Linked DNA regions of Mus musculus: region 1 is linked to region 2. Evidence: chromatin loops called from intact Hi-C (ENCODE). Cell type or tissue: gastrocnemius. All regions are shown on one strand. Links, peaks and the distances in the headings refer to the core of each region. The heading gives the core; the rest is flanking DNA.

The links. Hi-C counts contacts between places; a loop is a spot of excess contacts. Peaks named below come from ENCODE experiments on the same cell type or tissue, not always from the same donor. Only the 100,000 strongest peaks of a DNase experiment are listed, where the experiment ranks them.
Region 1: it touches region 2 in a loop (2.5-fold over the local background); 8 of 42 quality-filtered maps call a loop at or near these places.

Annotation. Positions count from the first base shown.
Region 1 is chr4:9,023,422-9,034,277 of GRCm38, forward strand. No RefSeq gene overlaps it. Among named protein-coding and RNA genes, the nearest start is that of Gm34428, 20 kb to the left of the region's middle. In gastrocnemius, for the core only: a CTCF peak has its summit at 4,528 (motif pointing left); DNase peaks (open chromatin) are centred at 3,148, 3,581, 4,223, 4,533 and 3 more places; H3K4me3 peaks cover 2,101 bases; H3K27ac peaks cover 1,991 bases.
Region 2 is chr4:8,957,525-8,968,380 of GRCm38, forward strand. No RefSeq gene overlaps it. Among named protein-coding and RNA genes, the nearest start is that of Gm34428, 46 kb to the right of the region's middle. In gastrocnemius, for the core only: no CTCF peak of the experiment used is centred there; DNase peaks (open chromatin) are centred at 4,519 and 6,092; H3K4me3 peaks cover 748 bases; H3K27ac peaks cover 2,705 bases.

The DNA of each region.
Region 1 (10,856 bases), core at 2,594-7,593, 66 kb after region 2:
TACAAGCATCACTGGGAAACTGCCAGTCCTTCTAATAATGGAAAAATAAGTATTTCTAGTGCTTCTGTCAGCCAAGCGAGAACCCCAGACTCCATTTAGACTTAGTGGAGCAACTTGCGATTTAAATTCAAGCTAAAACAAGTAAGCAAGCAAGCAAGCAAGCAAGCAAACAAACAAACAAAAAACCCTCCTCATTGGTCAGATGAAGAGGCTAGACTCAATTATCACTAAGGACTCACTGGGTCTACATTTTCTGATTGCTGCTGGAAACCGAGACCATTTGTTTGTTCTCCTGCAATCAAAGACAATCTCATTCTCTCTTGATTAGTCTAGAGATGGTTACAATGTTCTTTCCTCTTTGCTACATTAAAATAAATCCTAGTTTATTTTGCCTTTCCTCAGAAGAGTCTTTACCACAAATATATCCATCCACGTGCACATTGTATTAACTTTTCCAGGGGAGATGAACAACCATCTTATTACTCCTGGTCAGGTAGCAGTGTGTTTAATTGTAGATCCTTACAGGTGCATTGCAACCCATCAACCTGTTTATATCCCCAGAGAGAGGGAGGGCTGCACAAGCCCCTACCTGCTCTCTACAAACATTAGCGAGCCCAGTCTTGTGTGAATCACATTTGGTCATCACAACTACTGAAGAGTATTGAGTGGGGCATGGCTTCTCACAATCACCCGAGTACCCATGAATTTTTGGGACCTTCTCCAAGGCCTTCGTGTCACCCTCCTGTCACACCGCTATAACAGAAACCCAGACGAGGTCTAAACAGAGTGGTGCTATGGGACTGTATTGGGATATAATAGATTCTGTCTTTCCAAGCTGTGTTCAAAAAGCCAACTCATTTCAGGGAGCTTGCAGCCCATCATCTTCTTTAATTAGGGCCTTTTTGGGCTGAGGCAACATTAACTGTGCTATAAACATGGTGGTCAGCAACTAATGCCCTGGACCTAGTCCCGGCCGGCTGTGCAGAGTGGCCAGTCTGATGGCCTGGAGGCATTGCTGGCGGCTACCACTGCTCCTAGTATTTGGAAATGAAGGACCATAAATGGTGGCTGCCTTCCAATATGTAAATAAATAAATAGATAAATAAATAAATAAATAAATAAATAAATAAATGTAGAGGATGTTGACACTGGCCTCCCTGCCAGACACTAGCTAGCTTCAGACTTCATCTTTGAGGAGACGAAAGAGAGAAGGGTACTGAATAGGCTTTTGAGCAGTAGCCTCAGATCTGCTTGGAACCTCGCCTCATTTTGGAAATCTTTCAATTGGCTTTCTGGCCCTTGCTGGAAAGTGAAACCATTCTGTCAGACATGAGACTGTGTGAGCGTATTCACAATAATTATCAGCAATATCCTGAGATGGAGCCATTTGTAAGGATGAGCTGTTGTCAACAGATACTTCAGCTATGATTTGGAATTGTGGCTCAGCTCCTGGGAGAGTGTGTGCTCAGCCTGCAGGCTGCTTCCAGGCAGTTTAAGGTGCTGAACACACACACACACACACACACACACACACACACACACACACACAGAGACATTGACACACAGGGACACACAGACAGACACAGACAAACAGAAATAGACGCACTTAAACAGAGACAGACAGACAGACAGACAGACAGACACACATACTTACACAGGGAGACACAGTCACATATACAGACAGACACACACTCATAGACAGACAAACTCATACACAACACACACTCGCACGTAGACATGCACATTCACACACACACACACACTAAGACACACACAGACACACAGAGACACACAGAGACAAACACAGACACAGACACATACAGACACACACAGACAAACACAGACACACACACACTAATATAAAACACACACAGACACACACAGAGACACAGAGACACACACAGACACACACAGACAGACACAGACACACAGACACACACACACACACACACACACACACACACACACACACACACACCACTTTAGAAATACTCAACTCTGGGACTTGATCTTGTCAGTCCCCAGGTTCGCAGCCTTTTTATCCCTGTCTCTCTAATTCTGTGTCCAAGGTTTGAGTGAGTCAGGATGTGAAGAAGATGTGCCTGATGCTTCAGCTCTGCCTGTCTTTTCAGAAGAAATAAGTAAATACCTGTGGAATGAATGAATGAATGAATGAATGAATGAGCCTGAAGCTTCTTTTCTGGGACCCACAACCTGCTCGGTCTGAATTTTGAATTCCTCCAGAGCCATACTTGTAGGCTGCCTTCCTCAGGTTTCTTGCCACTTATGCACAGGCAGCTTCCTTTCTTCTCAGGACTTGAGTACCACCCTGAGTGAGTGCCACCCTCAGTATCACCCTAAGTGAGTGAGTGCCACCCTGAGTGAGTACCACCCTGAGTACCGCCCTAAGTGAGTGAGTGCCACCCTGAGTACCACCCTAAGTGAGTGAGTACCACCCTGAGTGAGTACCACCCTGAGTGAGTGCCACCCTCAGTATCACCCTAAGTGAGTGAGTGCCACCCTGAGTGAGTACCACCTTGAGTGAGTGCCACACTGAGGGCTTCCAGGTAGACACTGCTTTCCCTTGGCCCTTGTGTATTCATGGCTTGTTCTGGATCACGTGACTAATGCATGCTCCGGACTTTTTCTACCTTTATTTCACTGCCTTCTCGTTCCTCTCTCCCCTTTCCTTGAGAAATTTCAAGAAAGTTCAGTGCAAACAATTGAGAAACTCTAACAGAAACCCAGGGCAGAGAGGGCAAAGGGCTAAGGAGGAGGGGCCAAGCCCGGTGCCTTCTCTTGAGACCCAGTGGGAAGGGCAGTCTAGGGCAAAGCCTCCATGGAGTCTTAAAAGACCAGCATGCTTCCTTTTGACAGCTGACTTGCAAAGAGTTAACCCTTTGAGGAACCGTCCTGTATGATTTGGCTACTGCTTTGGCTACGGCATGAGTGTGAGGACCTGTATTAGGCTAACAAGCTATATGGTTTGCTACCAGTTTTGACCAGTTTAGATATCACCGTTTTCCCAGAATACTATCAAAGTACCTGAGCAACCCAACTTCCTACTACCGGTTTCGAGATGAGATATTCACACAAAGAGGGGAATTCTGTTTTCCCAGAAGGGCTCTTGTCAGAACTCAGGTTCCAAAGAACCGTGGATTAGGCATGGAAGTTTCCGTGGACCACTTTTGGTTTGGGGGTTGGTGTGGCCGCAAATGCCAGGCTGTTTCCCAGCATCTCCCCCCACTACAAAGCCTAGTTTCTTCCCCTTGGGTTCCTAATGTACTTTTGTTATTTATATCTTTAATTGGGTGAGAGTACCCAGAATTGTAAAAAAAAAAAAAAATCTGAATAAGTAAATAAATTTAAAAATTAAAAAACTCCTAGTTGGTGATGTCTGACTTCCTGTGTTCATGTTGTTGCGCTCTTGTTGCTGTGGGTTTTTGTTTTGCTTCTCGAATGTTGTTGTTTTCCAGGAAAGCTGTCGTTTATCGTGAGAACAGGAGCAGCCATGTGTTGATTTTTCTGGATTCCTTTTGGCTACTGTCCCAGTGCTAATGAAGGCCCTTCCAAAGTGCTAACGAGCTGGTGCCAAAATCAGTTATGCCGAAAACAATGGAGAAGCGTAGTGTGCAGACAGCATGTATACCCCCATATGCACACACGTGTGCATGTGCTCGCGCGCGCACACACACAGATTTAAGATAATATATTCGTGTGCAACTTCCTGTTTGTGCAAATTAGACATAGCTGTTCGTGCAAATATGGCGTGCACGTTGGAACTTCACAAAGGAGAATGTGAGGGTTCCTTTAATGAAAAGACTTATATTTGGCTGCCGAAATCATTCCTTGCTCATAGGAGGAACAAAGTTTCTAGATTTTTCTGGGCACAAATTTTCTAGCTGGGAAGCTAGTTAAAATGTACATTCACGAACTTAAACAGTTTAAGGTGTAATATCAATGTGACTATAGATTTTATTTTCCTGAGAGGAAGATCCTGCTATAAGAACCACCAGGCACTGTTTAGTTTAGGTTTGGCCCCCCTGGATGATTTTAGTAAAGTCACCAGCATTGATCTTTGAGCCCTTTTAAGGTGTTATTTTGTCGCTGGGGCTCTCTCTGGCTTCCATGGCTTCTTCTTGCCTTCCTCTCAGTGTGTAATTACTCTCGCCTCAATTTGTTTACACAGCTTGGAGATGGGGACAGAGTTCTCTGGTGACCGTGCAACTGCAGCAATCACCGTAAAGAGAAGCATTTAGACGCTATAAAACCTAAACGCCCGGCATGCACCATTACATAGCAGTTACTGAAATTTAGCAAATTAAATTAAATAATTTAAATAACTTGATTTCAGGGATTTAAAAATTCATCTCTGTGGAATCCAGTAGTCAGTTTATTATTATTATTGTTGTTCATCAAGTACAATTTATGTTTTTTAATGAATCAAAATCCCTCTTCGGCCGCCCAGTCCACAGTAGCTCTCGGCACCCTCGATTGAGTCGGTATCTTCGTGCGCCATCTTCCGGCAGCGTCTAGTACCACGGCCGCGAGGTATCAGCCCAACCCTGGGCTGCGGAGTTGGGGGAGTCGCCGCGACTGCCAGGGTGGCCAAGTCTCAGTCTCTGCAAAGATTCACGGTTAGGACAATGCTCGAAGCTATTGAGTAAACTGCTCCCGTGGGCTTTGTTATTGTGGGTCACCCTGAAGCACGGGGACAGCCCGGAGAGACTCTGACTGTGGAGGCTGGAGGCTTGTTTTCTGTCAGTGGACGCCTGCTCTCATTCCCCATCAACGACTAGATGTGACTGACCTGCCATTTGTCCCACATCACCGGGAAGCCAGCCGTCCCTCCACAACCCACGGCTTTTCTCTGCTCCACCAGGGCTCCGTTCCAAGGGGCCGTTGCACGTTTAGACGCACAGCCCAGATAAAAACCTGTTTTAAATATTTTATTTCCCTTTCTGAAACAGTCAAAGCCATGTGTTGTTGGGATAATGGAGAGCTGCGCCTTGTTTTTAAGACTATTTTTACACTTATGTTCAATCTAACGATAGTTTAACAAGTAAACAACCATCAGATGATACTGATCGGGGTTGAAGGAGGGAAATCCTTTCCTAAGCAGCCCTTGGCGCCTTGGTTTGACTTATCTCGTTTCGGTTAAGTGCCACCTACGTCTTTCCCCACGTACCCTGGTTTGTAATCCAGTGCACCCACCCACGTACAATGGCTAATAATCCAGGCACCCAGGAAAGGAATCCTCTACCCTCTCGTTGGACCTCTTTCCTGGCTTCTAGGCAGAAGGCAGTGTGGGGAGCTGAGCGCCTGATTGCTTTCCCATTTAACAACTGGCTTGTCCCCTCCCCCACTACAACGCTTCAGCGGAGCAACAGATGGTGTTGGGGGCTTTTTTTTTTTCCCTGAGTTTAAGATGGTTCATTTTGTGCTTTCTCGGGAGAACGATGAAGATTAACTCCACTCCATCGTGAGCTCTTGCAAAAGAGCAAAAGAGAAGATGTGATATCTTCTAAAAAACTCCCACTTCATCTTGCCCCTGTGTGGCCAGTGCGTTCTTTGTCATCTTCAAGTGGAAGTCTCTTCTCTCTTCTTAAAATTAAATCCCTTTCCTCGTCATATCCCCCTGCTTTCTTCTTTCCTAGGCACACACTTTCCATGTCTGCACAGAAAAGAAATGTCAGGAAAAGTTGTCAGACAATTTATAATTCTGTACATGTTAAGTTACGGATCTCTGGAGATTTTGAAGGCTGTTTTATTCTTTCGAGCAAAAGACAAAACTCAGTATCGGCAACAGCAACAGGGCTGGAGAGGCTGCTTAGCAGGCAAAGGCACTTATGCCCAAGCCCAAGACCCTGCGCTTGATTCCAGAGTACCACATGGTGGAAAGAAAAAACAGACTCCCCAAAGCTGTTCTCTGACCTTCCACACCTGCACGGCAATACTCAAGCACTTCCCACACCCCCACACCACACCCCCACATCACCCCTACCCCCACACCACACCACACCCCCACATCACCCCCACCCCCACACCACACCCCCACATCACCCCCACCCCCACACCACACCACACCCCCACACCACACCCCCACACAAGAGAGGGCTTGACTCAGACTTACACATTAAATAAATAACATTTAATAGAGAACAGAAATCACACAAAGGGAAATATTTAAGAAAATCAGATTAAGGCTGAGTGTGGCGGCTTATGCCTATAAACCCAGATATTGGGAAGCTGAGGCAGGAGGTTGGCTATGAGTTTAAAGTCCACCTGAGCTATGGAATGAGACCCCTTCCTCTCTCAAGAAAGAAACAAACAAATAATACAATACAAACTGGCATGATAACACATGTCTGCAAGCAATCCTAGAATGTGGGAAGTTGGTTTTATAGTGAGTTCAGTATTCACCTGACCTACACCCTTAGGAAGAAAGCAATAATCAGACCGAGGGCTGATGGCATTCCTCTGTTGTATTACATTGAAGTAGCAACCGCAGACATAAAATGAAGAGATGGTACTAGGTAGTCTTGTTCCCAATAATACAATTATTTACTTACTTAAGAATTTTTGAGAGAGGCTCATAATATAGCCCCAAGCTGGTCTTTAACTCACCACCCTTTGGCCTTAGTCCTCAGTGCTAGTGTTAAAGGAATGTGTCATCGAGATCAGCCTCCATCCTTAAAGGTCTGAGCACCTTCCTCTAGCTGCACAATGATGTAAAAAGGCAAAACGAAACAAAAGGAAACAACACAAGAATCTGTTAGACATCAAGGCTGAACTGCTTTTCCTCCATCTGCTAACTGAAGGCCAGTCCTTCTCAGCTCCTGGTGTTGTATGTAGCCCATGTCATTTAGTGTCATTACAGTGTCATTAGAGTGGCCTTGGTTCCACACTTGCCTTGAGAGGCATGCTCCTGCCTCGCACTTGCTCAGCCCTTGGGCTAATCCGGAAGCCTCATCCTGACCCTGCGTTCCTCCACAGTCCCTCGGTGTCGTGAGCTGCTAGTTCTAATCTTATGCAGTCATTTATTTGAGTTCTTTTTCTCTACTTGAAAGAGGAGGCAAAGAAACCTAGGCATAAACGAGCCCTTTCAGACTCCCTGTTTGTCTGTCTCTTTATGGAGAAACTCAGGAACAAAGTGACTTTGTGCTTTCTGAAACCAGAACACCTTCAGGAACATGTTACAAGCTAAATGGGATCCCCTGCCTCAATTCCCATGCTGAATTCCTCCTTGGTAGCTTGGAAGGAGACCTTATCTGAGACAGGGTCTTTATAGAGACGGATAGGCTAAAATGAGGTCATCAGAGCGCATTCCAACCCAGTCTGAATGGTGCCCTTGTAAGAAAGGGAAGTTTAGACATGTTTAGAGAGACAACTGCGTGGAGGCAGAGGGAGAAGATGGTTACCTACAAGCTAAGGAAAGTGGCCTCAAGAAATTCTCTTAGTGTTCTTAGAAGGAGACAACCCTGCTGCGGAGTTGATTTCAGGTTTTTGGCTTTTGGAAGGTGAGGCAGCAAGTTTCCATTGTGTAAGCCAAATGTGTTTGTTGCTGAGGCCAAAGCATCTTATAGAAAGAAAGATTTGTGTTGGCTCCCTGTCTCAGAGGGTTCCAGTTCACGGTGGCGGAGTCGGGTAGGATAGAGCAGTCCGGTGTGGTAGCTGCAGCATGTGACAGATGTTCCTCATATGACAGAGGATGAGGAAGCGGAGGAGGAGGCTGAAGGAAGGGATGACTTTCAGGGTTGGTCTCCAGTAGCTACTTTGCAGCTTCCCAAGACAGTACCAGGATAGTACCAGGATAGTGGGGGACACAGTACCAGGATAGTACCAGGATAGTGGGGGACACTGCAGAGTCAAAGCCGGGCTCCAGCTCGGCAGTTCCTAATGGTAGCCTTAGCAAACTAGTGCAGAGTAGGGGACAGCTTCTTGTGTGTTTGTTTATTTCTGAATTAAAAACAAAACAAAACAACAGCAATAAAAATCAAAACCCCAAAATCAAAACCCTTCTCCAGCAGGGAATTTTTGGTATGTTTTGGGAATTCCTCAACAGTGTGTTAAAAGAGGTTTTTCAGCCTGGTCCTGCCTAACTGAGCTATACAGTGTGCTACAACCATAACCGTGAGGCACTACTGCCATGTGCAAACCATTCCTGTAAATGGAAAGAAATGTCTTTTATAAAGCTTCACAGATCTGGACCCCTAAAGCGCTTTCCTGATAATCAACTAAAAACTTCAAGACCATCACGCTTTATGGGTTTCTCTCACAAACCATTAATGCACTTTGAATAGAGACACACCCCACCCCTGGACCTGTAAACCTAACCTCTGAGGCCACCCAGATGGAAGGCTCAGGTGAGAGCTTTGTGTGTGTGCACTTGAAAGGTGAGACCCCCTCGACAGATGCTCTCCACGGGCCTGCTGGCCCTCTTTTCATCAGTGCAGCTGTGTTCCCCAGGGAGCGCTTGGTCAAATGCTAATTCTTTGCTGGATGCCATGGCATTGGGTTGACTCCATATGGTGTTTGCAGGCATCCCAGAAAAACCCACCGCACTTCCTATCTGTAGACCACACTCAGCACAGCAGCAACAAGCTGGGTTTGTAGAAAAGGAGAAGCATACCTGCAGATTTTTAGCTTAGTTTAGGTTTCTCTATTTTATTTTTGTTTTTAGGTGTGTGTGTGTGTGTGTGTGTGTGTGTGTGTGTTTATGTGCATGCACACAGGTCACGTGGATCATGGTGCACATGTGACAGTTGGAAGACACCCTTGGGTGTCAGTCCTCACTGTCTACCTTGTTTGAGAAGGGTTCCCATTCACTGCTGTCTAAGGTTGCCTGGCTGCTGTATGCAGCTTTCTCCATTTTGGGGATCTGACAGCAGGCCCTCTGGTTTGTATGGCAAATGACTAACCCACTGAGCTAGCTCCCTAGCCTCCGTATTTGACTTTTAATTGAGGCCAGTAAGCATTTCAAGACCAAATCCTATCATGAGAATCCAATCTCATTAAAAAGGGTTGGAGGGCATTTTTATTTTCTTTAGAGTGGATAGACTCAAGATGTGTCTGTGAATGGACAGATGGGAGGAGACAAACAGAATAAGGCAGTGTACTTTATACAGATTTATTCTAAAGTTCTATAGAAGTTTGGAAACGTCAACAACAAAATCTGTCATCTTTTTGTACAAGTGATATGCATGAATAAAGATTATAAAAAAGAAGAAAAGTCAGATATTGGTACCAGTGTGCCTTTAAGACCCATGGGTATAGATCTTGGTGACTGCCTTCCATAAGCCTTTAGTAACAGACACACCATGCTGAGATTTCCTCAGATTAACATTACGTCGTGCCTGTTCCAATGGGGCAAAGAACAGGTAAAGGAAACAGGTATGGTGGGGCACACATGCCATAGGTCAGCCACAGAGCACAATATCCTATACCTCACAACAGCACAGTACCTTCCTGACAAAAGCCAACACACATGCATGTTAACATGGATCTCTGTCCCACAGTAAGCTTTTCAACTGTCATTTGTTAGACTGACTTGCACGCATGCGTGCGCGCGCGCGCGCACACACACACACACACACACACACACACGAATTCATTAGATATAAGGCATTTGCTCTTGGGGTTTTGCATTGAAGACTGAGAAAGCTAATCAAATGTCAGGAAATTTGAGCATGATTAATAAATGAATAAAATGATTCACCTATTAAAATGGCACCTTTGTCACTCTTACTTGAGTTCATGCTGTAAGACCCTACATAGACAAAGGGCATGGTCTAACCCATTTAAAAATAACTGCTTTCTCTGTAGAGAACTTTCAGGTCAAATTGAAGAGGTGCCACCACCTTGTGGTTTTCCTTCTTTGGTGGGTTCTGTCTGCTCTTCTGCCTGTTTCCACCCGAGAGCTGACAGGTGGTATTTTTATAGCTCATGCATGGTTAAAATATGGCAGATATGTATGTTGGCTTTTATTTTCACTTGTCACCAGGATACGGACAACCTATGACAAGCTTGTACATGTGAAGTCACGTGACTTCAGATATCACTCCACTCAAGCCATGGTTTTGTTCACTGGTGCCCAGAGTGTTTCACGAGGAGATGTGTTAAACAGCAGAGGGGATACGCTCCTGCTTCCACAGAAGAGAGCTTGCTGGTTCTCCTAGCTGGGTGTGCTTGAGATGAATGCGATGTAAAAATATCATGCACTTTATTACTACAGAAGCCGTTCTGAAATCTGTACACATAATGATGGGCCAGCAGCTGCAAATGCAAGGTGACATCTTTAACTATAAAGACCCTGAGGTATCGATTAGGCAAATCTATTTGTGAAGTAGCGGTGATGTATAGATAGGGGAATGGGGCAGCAGAGAAATCGGAGAGTGCACATATTAGAAATACCTCACACGGTTCATAAATAATAATAATTATAATAAAGGCTCTGCCAGTGGCTTAAGGAACCAAGTAATATGAATTGATTGTTAACATTTCGCCTTAAAGATGGATTAAATTAGGTCTGAATCACACAGTAATTTTTATGAAAGTACTGTACATATGACATCGAAATTAATGCCAAATGAATTCATTACAAGTGAGATAATTACAATGAATATCCGATAAATTAGGAAAGGCAGGGCATTTAGAATTCTAGGCATTAAAGTATAATATTAGAGTCAAAAGTGCTAGCACAGAGGGGCTTGCCTTACCTCTGAGTTCCTCAGTCTTTCAAATTGAGTGTTACAGTGCTGTTTGAGAATGAGTGTGCTGGCTGCCCTGGACAAGAGAAGGCACTAGGTGCTGTTCAATGACACTCTTCCGGAGAATCCTTAATGCAGAAATGCTGA
Region 2 (10,856 bases), core at 2,551-7,550:
ATCTTCCTGCCTCGGTTTCCTGCTTCAGCCTCCTGTGTGCTGGGGCTACAGGTGTGTTCCTCCAACGAAGGTTGAGGGATATTGCTTGCATAGTGTGACTTATCGGCTGGTTTTTATATTTCACTTAACCGACAGCAACAGGGAAATGCTGGGACTTGTATACAGAGCTGCCTTACAGAAGATGGAAATAGACCGCGGCTGCGAAGTTTTCCCCAAGAAGAGAGTTTGTTAGTTTTTTAGATTCAAAAGATGAGTAGATTTTGATTAAAAAAAAAATTGAGCCACAAGACCACGAGGTTCCAGATGCTTCGCGTAAAACAATGCCCCACAGGGAGGGGAAGTGTGGGGTCCTGCTGCAGGCCACCCTTAGAAGGGCTATAAACAGCAGCTGCTTCTATTGTGCGTGCCAAGTGCTGCCTATTAGGAGAGGCTCCCAACTCCTTGTTTCTTTCTCTTCAACCAGATGTGACCAAGCAGGAGTTTGTCAATTTAGGGGGTGGAGGGGTGGACCCCAGATGGTGGGAACCAGGAAGTGGGGAGGTACAGGGAGCTTTGGGAAGTCGGTTCATCTGTATTCCCTCTGCTCAGCAGTCTACAGCTGAGGCCGAAGGGGAAAGGGTGCCTGAGATGTGTGTTTTGCAAGCTCAAATATGGATCGAAAAAGTACAGGGCAGAGGAGTGCTAATGGAAAACCAACTGAAGGGGCCCTGCAGTCCCCTCAGATGGAGGGCAGGAGAGGGGTAAACAAAGGAGCCCCACATTGCTGGGACCCAGGAGGACCCAGGTGATGCAACAGGAGGATGTGGGCTGGAAAAGACAGAGGCTTCACCCAGCTAGCTGCACCTGGCCAAGGTTTCATCAATTCCCAGTTGGCAGAGCATAGACATCAACCTTGGAGCTACACTGCCTCTAGTTAGTTAAGCAAGGGTGTTTACTTGTTGCCATTTAAAAACCTGTGACTTCAGACACTCTTAATCTCTCTTTTCTCCAGGTAGAGGACCTTTGAGGCATAAACCAAACCAGCCTTCTATACAAGTTGCTCCCTGCTAGGACAGCCAGGGATCAAGTCTGAGGAAGAGGTGGCAAAGCTACCTCCCACACAGAGACAGCTCCTATCTTCAGTGCAAGGGACAAGCCCAAGGGTCCGTATGGAGGTTGTCTTCTGAGGTGCACAAGAATGTGTCTACACCGGTTTCTGTCACAGCAATTTCCCAATTACACAGTAGGGGAAACCTCCACATAGCTGAGTAGGAATAATTCACAAGAATACTATAGCTAGATTATAGATTTATACAGGCCTTCATGCAGATCCCAGTAGATGCCAGGGAAACTCTTGCACAAACAGGTAAATATGTTCCCAACAGCAGTACTCTGAGTCTTAGAGATTTGGATGGTGTGTGTTGTGTGTGTGTGTGTGTGTGTGTGTGTGTGTGTTTGAGGAATGGTGAACTCGATGTTAATTTCAATTTTGTTGCTGTGGGGAAACAAAGATCTTTCCCTAGCACTGACAAAACAAAAGAGGGCAATCTTGAATAAACAACTTCACAAGAAGAAGTTGTACTCAGCTCACGGTGTCAGAGGGTTTGCCTATCATAGCAGAGGGGAAAACAGGGCAGTTCATGTCATAGTGATGAGGAAGAAGAAAACTGAGATAAAGGATGCAGCCAGAGCAAGACAGACTACAGGGGCATCTCGAGTGGCTTCAGTCCCTCAGCTAGCACTACCTCTCAGCTCCTTTGCACTGTCTTTCAATGATGCCAATACATTATGACTCCATCATGCAATTAGTTTACCAATCGGGCCAGAGTTCTCACCTCCTAAACTCCCAGCATTGGTAAACAAGCCCCACTATACAGGCCCGATTTCATGGGGGAAATTTCATGTTCATAACAAATATCATGTAACTAATGAAGCGAAAAAGGCAGTTTTCAAAAGATGCTGGCTGAAAATGTAAGAAAGGAAACAAGACCCATAGTATACTGTACTAGTCCTATGTAGTAACGGATCTGAGAGCAAATCATTTTAAGAAGAGAAGTGAGCAGCTGAGGAGGTACTCATCTGTCATCCCAACCAATCCAGCTGAGGGGCTAGTGAGCCCCAGCAATCCTCCTGACTATTGCCTCCCATAGGACGGGGGTGACAGGCATGTGATGTAGCAATGCCTGGTTTCTCACGTGGGTCCTGGGGAATCTGAAATTAAGTTCTTCATGCTCATGTGGCAAACTCTATTTTCCTACAAGACTGAGGCAGGAGAACTCTGAGTTCAAGCTGAACTACAGATCAAGACCCTGTCACACAGACATTCTTCCTTCTCTCTCTCTCTCCCCCTCTACTTTATCAAATATTCTCTAAGCCTATGTGTGATATAAGTTATGCATGATGGGGGCACTTAAGAGCATGTGGTGACGTTCTTGTTCTTATCATGCATATTAGGTTATATGTGAAAATTACCATCAGTTGCAAACAGCTATAAGTAGGGCTCTAACTTGACAGACGACTCAAAACTAGGTGAGCTTTATTGTTTTTATGTGTGTGTGTGTGTATGTGTGTGTGTGTGTGTGTGTGTGTGTGTGTGTGTATGTGTGTGTGTATGTATGTGTGTGTGTGTGTGTGTGTGTGTGTGTGCACAGTGCGCTCCGCTGTCTGGAGGCCAGAGGAGGATCATGAGTGTCCGCTCTCTTATTCTTTATTTTATTCCTTTCACACAACAGGGGTTCTGACTGGACCCAGTGGTCCTCCTGACTGTTGCCTCCCTTACAGAACTGCGGTCACAGGTACATGTAGTCACACCAACTTCTTACACAGGTCCTGAGGATTTGAATTAAGGTTGGCTTGCACAGCAAACTCTCCAGCTTAGAGATTGGAAAATAATAGTGACAAGTAGTGAGGTGGGTGTGGGTGAGAGCCAACAAGAAATGTTCCGTGGTGGAAGCTCTGTCCTGCCTGGCCTTTGGGGGTCAGCAGAGGGAAGGAGCGGGGGCGTGTGGCTGCTGACGCTGGGCGGGACAGAGAGTGTAGAAGGTGTGGGAAGGGGCCGCAGTGGCTGCTGATCCTGTGATCCCACAAGCTTGGCCTCCAGAGCTCTGCAAGAGGTCATGTCTACAACCATTCAGGCCTTCCCTCCTCCCAGTGCAGCAGTGTGGGACTTGAGAATGGGTTTGGCATTGGACAAGATGATGCGTCTGCCGCCATCTTTTACTTCAGTGCCTCTCAATCTCAAGGCTGGAAACATTTCATCAGTCAAAACCATGTATGTCCAAATTTAAATGGGAGGAGTTAACCAAATAAATACCATGAAGTTTGCTAAGAAAGTAGGCATCCGGAGGCCTTGTCCCTCCATCTCTCCCTACTTAGAGCTGGCCACTTGGGGCTATGTTTTGATATTCTTTGTGTATTTACTTCTGTATTTCTATTTCATTTCTATTTAATTGTTTTACATAATTTTTGTTACATGTTTCAAGCAACTGCATTTGTTTTCTCCTTGTTTTGACCCACCACCCAGACAGAAACAGCTTAGGACAGGAAGGACTTATTTTGCCCTGTGGCTTCAAGGGATATCAGTCTATCATGGCGAGGAAGGCATGTCATGGGACGCTGCGGCAGCTTGGGCTGGGAGCTCTGTATATTTCTATTAGGACAAAGAGAGCTCCAGATGGCACAGAGGTGGCAGTAACCTTCAAGACTGCCACAGTGACTCAGTTCTGTTAGCCAGGACATGGACCACAGTGGTTTCACAGACTCTCCCAAAGGAGCCACCTAGAACACCTAGGGAGCCCAGTGTTCTAACCCATGAGCTCTCGAGGGGCATTTTAGATTTAAATCATAGCAGGTACTACCCATAGGCTTTATGGATGAAGGGACCAGAATTTCCTTTCTACTTCTTTCCTTGACAAGGAACGTTCTCTCTCCACCCTCTTCCTAGTGTAGTCTGTATTGCATTTCGGTTTGTTCAATATTTAGAGTATGCTATCTTATTTCCCTGGGACTCAGAGGACAGCCAGCAGTCACACGGTCTCTTATACACTTGAAATATGACTATGGTGCCTGGAAAACTACTTCTTAATGTTGTTTAATTTTAATGCTTTTACAACTAAATTGTACAACTTGACAGCTTGTTAAGAATGTTTGGAATACCTTTGTTATGTAAATCACCTTCCACTTGTACATTTAATGAAAATTCTGTACAGCTGAAATCAAGTACTTCTGAGAAATCTGGGTGGGCAAATCAAGATGGCTTGCAAATGCACATGAACCCTGAAGCTCAAGTGTTTCATTTGAAAAAAGAATATGGCATATCTCACAAATAGCTTTTATACTGAGTTGAAATAATATTTTGGGTAACTGTGATTTGAATACAGTATGCTATAAAAATGAATCCGAGCTCAATTCTTAAGATGACAAACCACGGAAAGTCGCACCTGGTGTGCAGGTTGTGTTTTTGCAGGACAGGACCGGACTGACTTGTGCTTGTTTGTTTGGTCTTATGGTTGCTACGTGTTTATCAGCTGTTGATTTTGTGCCAGGGCCCTGGATCTCCTTGTGAGGTGGCATTCTCTGTCCTCTGGCCAGGAAGAGCTCCTCTCTAGCCTGGCAGCTGTCATGCTGGGGTCTCTCATCGCTGACATCTTGGAAATCTTTTTATTGCTCTACTTTGCTAAAGCCTTTTTCCTGGCTCTGACTGTCTTCTTTCTTGTTGAACCCCTTTGTTTGATGAAGCATCCTCTCCAGCGGTGACCTGAAAAAAAGTTCATGGGAGGCTAATTTTTTTTCAGCCTCATATGTCTGAGAGTTCTGCACACGCCCTGATACAGCAGTTTGAGTAGGTGAGCCCAGGATGGAAACAATTATTCAGAAATTGGAAGCCACCACACCATTGTCTTACAGCTCCTTTGTGCCACTGAGAAATCCTGTCACTTGACTTGCGTCCTTTGGATGTGAACTTTCTCTAGCAACCGTCCTTTCTTGTTCCTCTGGTAGCCTCTTCCTTTTTCTCAGCGCTGCAGGGACTTTCATGATGCTGTGACTTGCTGTGGGTCATGACTTCCAATTCTGGGAAAGGTTCCTGACCTACTTGATCTATGATTGCTTCTCCTTCATATTTTTTCTTCATCTCTTCTCTTGGGAAATCTTTAGTGTTTGGATGAAATAGAGAGTTATTGGTTTGTCCTGGTCCTCCAGCCATCTCTTTTTTTGATTTCCCACCTATGTCTTTTGCTTTCTTCTTTAAAGCATTCCCCACACGTTTCTCCTAACTCTTCTGCTCAGTTTGGATCACTACCCTTTTAATGCTCTGAAACTCTTCTGCATTGGCTACTTTTTCTTTTTGATTGCCTCCTGCTCTTGTCATACGAGTATTGTGTTATCTGTGTCTTGTCTTCAAAAATAATAGTGACTGTTTTCATATTTTTTTCTCTCTCACCGTTCCCCCTCTGTTTTAGGTTTCTTACCCTCTTTAGAAATGTGGTAGCCCCTGGCTGCTTGGACAGTTAGCTGCCAAGGGTGGGGTCAAGGTTCCTGGCAGGGTAGCTTCGGGGATTCCCCAGGACAGCTGCTTTAGGTGTTTCCTCCAGTGCTGGTCACATTTTCCAATAGAGACTCTGCCAGTCTCCTGCCTCGGGGTAGTAGCATCCAGGATGCCAGCCTTCTGGGAGCTGACTTAGTGAGAGAGCTTGGAATTTCAACACTCAGCATTCACTGCCACCCGCTTCTTTGAAGAACTCCAGACGGCTGTGGATTACCTCCGCCAGATAATTATTTCTGTAACTCCAGACTGCCCCACAACTCCGAAGCCTGGGAAAATAGTTTCGTTTGCTTATGACTTTTAAAATCAGGCTGTTGATGAGCTTGGCTGAATGGTGTGCCTGATCACATGGTTGCTGGTGCCGCAGGGACATAGAGCCTACTCAGTCCCACCCCTACCTATGGCTGCCGCTCCTTGGTTTCTCTGTCTCTCTGTTTCTTTCTCTCTCTGCCTCTGTCTGTCTCTCTCCATGCTTGCTCCTGAGAAATCCTTCATCTGGCCTGGGTTTTTCACAGCCTGGGGATCTCAATGTAGTCACACTTTCCCACCCTGCCAACTCCCATTGGGCATGAAGCAGACGCTGCCAGCTGAAGACTTTGCCCATAGAAGACACAGAATCACATAGATACTGTGATACAACATACTTGTCAGGGAAGTCGCAGTCCCTCTCTTCCCTCTCCTTCCCAGACTTGAGGATGTGAAAAAATGGACCCCTGCTCCCCATGAAAGGAAAGTCACTTGCCAACTGCTGTAGGGATCATCTCGCCAGAGTTCAATTTACCTTACTGTCCAGGTCAAAGTACCTATGCATTATGTGTGTGTGTGTGTGTGTGTGTGTGTGTGTGTGTGTGTGTGTACATGACACGATACTTGGATAGAATAAGAGGATATCTTGCAAGAAGGAGTAGATTCTTTCTTTCCACATGACTTAGTTTCTTTTATATTGCTATGAAGAGACACCATGACCACGGCAATTCTTGTAAAAGGCAGCATTAAGTTAGGCTGACTTACAGGTCCAGAGGTTTACTCCATTGTCATCATGGCAGGAAGCATAGCAGCATGCAGGCAGACATGGTGCTGGAGAGGAGCTGAGAGTTCTATATCTGGATCTGAAGGCTGAAAGAAGAGAGAGAGAGGGAGTCACTGGCCATGGCTTGAGCATCAAAAGCCTTAAAGCCCAGCCCCCAGCGACACACTTCCTTCAACAAGGCTATCTCCCAATAGTGCCAGGTCTTATGAGACTAAGGGGGTCATTTTCATTCAAACCACCACACATCATGTGGGTCCCAGTGATCCAACTCTGGTCATCAGTCATGGTGACAAACACTTACCTACTGAGCCATCTTTCTGGCTTGATTCATTTTTTTTTCCTTTTTAGGGAGCATGATTTTCATTTGGTAGGAGTACTTATTGTGTCTTCTTTATGTTGAAAATCCAAAAGAATGTTTGTATTGTACCAGCTCATTGACACATGCGTGTAATACCATCACTCGGGAAGCTAAGGCACGATAATTTGAGCCTACATTTTTCCTATGTACACGTGTATGTACATATGTGTGCCTGTATGTGGGCACATGTGTGCTTGGATATATATGCACAGGGGTTCCTTTTGGAAGTCTATCTGAATTGTTCTCCCCTTTATTCACTAAGTTAGCTTTTCTCACTGAGCCTAAAGCTTGCTTGCTGATTGCTAGCTTGCTTCAGGGATCTATTTTGTCTCTGCCTTCTGAGCCCCAGGGTTAGAGGCTGACTGCTTTGCCATCCCAGTGTTTATTAGGTGCTGGGGGAGGGGGGAGGGCTTGCTTCACTTGCTGAGCTGTCTCCACAACCTTTAAGTCCAGAGATTTTATACTATCCTGGGTAACATTGGGAGACCCAGTATCTAAGTGCACACACACACACACACACACGCCACAGGCGTACCATACCATACACAAACACACATACACCACACACACACACACACACACACACACACACACACACACCACACCACACCTCATATACACACACACTCACCATATACCACACTATACCACACATATGTCTTCAATGTATATTCTTTCCTTTTCTGCATTAAATCTTTTAATACACCACCCACCCCCAGTTTGTGCTCTCTTTTCTTTTGGAAAGAGATTCAAATTTATTCACTTGAAAGCTTAGAGGGTCTTATCAGTGATTGTCTTAGCTTCTGTTTTCTCATGCCAAAGGGGAAATTCTACACTTGTATTAATTTGGCAGCTTTATTTTCCTCACATGGGGGTCTCTTCATCTGGGAGACAGATTTGCGGTCAGCTGTCCCATAGACCCATTCTCTTCCAGCTCGAGTCTGAGAAGGTCTTATCTTGCTGGTGGGTTTTCCTAACATCTCTTAAGTGGTTTTACTTATGTTGTATGTATAGATTTTAGCCTCGGTTGATGTAACCATTATGCGCCTTCCATTCAGCTTTTGGGACGTGGAGAAGAATGAAACACTCAAATCATCAGCTTTCGTTTTCATTGTTATTTTGTGTTTGGTTTAGGTTATCAGGCTTCCTAAGAAATGCTCCAGGAATGTGATCACGCCAGAGTGCAGTTTCTCTCCCCTGGCTAAGAGGAAGGCAGAGGTCTAAAGCAGGGACTCCACACCAGGACCCGAGAAGTGCTGGTGATAAAATGCCCGTGGCCAGGCCATACCCAAGAAGCTATGATCTGATTGGCCTGTGACCAGGCCTCACCCAAGAAGCTATAATCTGATTGGCCTGTGACCAGGCTTATCCAAGAAGCTATGATCTGATTGGCCTGTGACCAGGCTTATCCAAGAAGCTATGATCTGATTGGCCTGTGATAGCCCCCTCCCCCCGCCAGCTTTCACACAAGCTCTCCAGGTGGTTTGGTTCTCAGTGTGGATCTCGGGGTAGTGGTGCACATCTTGTTTCTGTGAATGCTTTTGGAATTGGGAAGAGAAGGGAAAAAGAAAATAGTAGGAGTAAAAAGGATGACGCCAGAAAGGAGGGGAAATGAAGAGGGCATTTCAGGAAGAGGACTTGGTGTCTTGAGTGGCACCGAGTCATCGTTCTTTAAAAGGTTCAGCGCCACAGTTTACCCTTATGTGTTAGCCATCGTCTAGATGCACTATTTATTTTCATTGTTGCTGTGACAACATTCCTGATAGCCACAATATAAAGAGGGGAGGGTTTGTTTTGACCCATCACACCAGGAAAAGTGAACAGCAACAGTGCGATTAGCTAGTAGCATCGCATCTGCAGATAGGATGCAGGGAGGTTGGTGCTTGGTTAGGTCTTTCTCTCGTCTGAGCGTCCAGCCCATAACCGGGTGTTGCCCACATTTATGAAGGGTCTTCCTTCTTCAACACCTTCATGGAGATATCCAGAGATATCCAGAGGTATTCTCTTAGGTGACTCTTACTCCAGTCAAGTTGACAACAAACACTAACCATCATGAGTTTATTCCTTCTCGACTTGATATCCAAGGACATCACTGTAAGTTGTAACATTGGCTGACTATAGTGATCCCAGCATCCTGGAGGCAAAACAGGCAGAACTCTGGGAGTTTGAGGTCAGCCTTGTCTATATAGGAAGTTCCAGGCTAGCTAAGGCTACATAGTGAGATCCTGCCTCAATATAAAAACAAAAATAAACTCTGTAACATTCCATGTCTATTCCTTCTGGGCTCATGTTCATTCATAATGCAAAATACTTTCAGTCCAACTTCAAAAGACTTCATAGTCTTAACAGCTTGCACTGTTTAAAGAGTCTAAAATCTTCTGATATTTGAGGTATTTTCCTAGTTGTGAATTCATATAAGTTACATACTTTCAGTATACAATGGCAGATATGAAACCTTCCATTACAAAAAGCAGGAATTGATGCACAGCAAGGAAAGACTGGGCCAAAAATAAGTCTGAAAACCAGGAGGGCAAACAACAAATCCCACAACTTCATCTCTAGCATCTAGGTCTCTTGGTGACATTATTTGTGTAGCCCCACATCTTTAATTCTGCTTCCTGTGTCACATATAACCTCTTTCTTGGGCTTACTTCACTCTGTTTCATGGCTTTCCTAAGCAGACATCTGGAAGTTTTGACATCTCCAATACCTGTGGGGTCTATAGTAACATAGGCTTCACCTTCCTAGCTTCATGTAGTGGCTTTTCAGAGCCTTCTTGCAGAGAGTCCAGAGCTGCCACATATTGTATCAGCCCTATTACCTTGGTATTGATGCGGAAGAAACTCAAAATAATAAAATTGATGTTATAGAAGATTTACTAATAGATTCTCTTAGGTGATATTAAGTTATGTAAGCAGAATTTAGCTAAAGTAGCTCTACTTCCCAAATACCTCAAAGATAACTAATATGCTAACCAGGCCTGTTAGAGACAAGGGAGTTAGGATGTTAGGATGCAAATGTTTATTCACTAGTATTGACCAACCCTTAGGCTCCATACCCCTGAAAGAACTTGACTCTTAACAGGCAGCTCAAGGGGATGTCACAGGGTCATAACCACCATTAGGTTCTAGTGTCCCATTAAGGTCCATGTGCTTGTCAGAAAATATGTAATTTTGCCAACTGGGTAAAATATCTCTGGGTGACAAGTATCCAAAAAATAACACTGGTGTACTTAAAATAATCCTAGCAGTATCTTTGCTGTCTAAATCTCTTCTGTGTCCAAGCAGCCAGGCGTGCAGTCTCCTGCTTCTGTTTAAGTTGTTCAAAGTATGACCTGGGGTTGTGACGGAAAGAGACTGAAGGATAACAGTGGTGGTGGGTTGTATAAGCTGAAAGAGTATACACCTTGGTAGAATCTTCTGTTGAAGACGGACTCTCCCTGGTCATTAGCCCCAGCTGGAAAAGCACTGTAAAGAGAGTTCCCTTAGTTCATCTTTAAGTATATGGAGTGATTCCTTACTGGGAAGGCATATTATTTCTATTACAGTACAAGGTTTATAAGCCCATAACTTATGACTACAAAACCAGTTCCATGGGGACGACATTCCAGCTTCTTCGGTTACCATCTGGAGGTGTTGTATGGCTTCTTTTTATCATGGTTGTGGAAGCCCTGTGCATTTTGGTGGCTGACTTTGGGAAACACTTCTTTTTCTAGGGAGTTGTTTTGGGACACCATCTCCCGGAGCACTGGCTGATCTTGAGATCACTGTGTCACAAGAGCTCCTGCTCCTGAGCATGGAGATTGCAACACTTCATAGTCATGTCCAGGAGTTTTTGTTTTTGTTTTGTTTTTCATTTTAAGCAGAAATTTATTGAGCAAAGAAAAGTAAAGGAGAGAGGGAGAGAGAGAGAGTGAGAGAGAGAGAGAGAGTGAGAGCAAGAGAGAG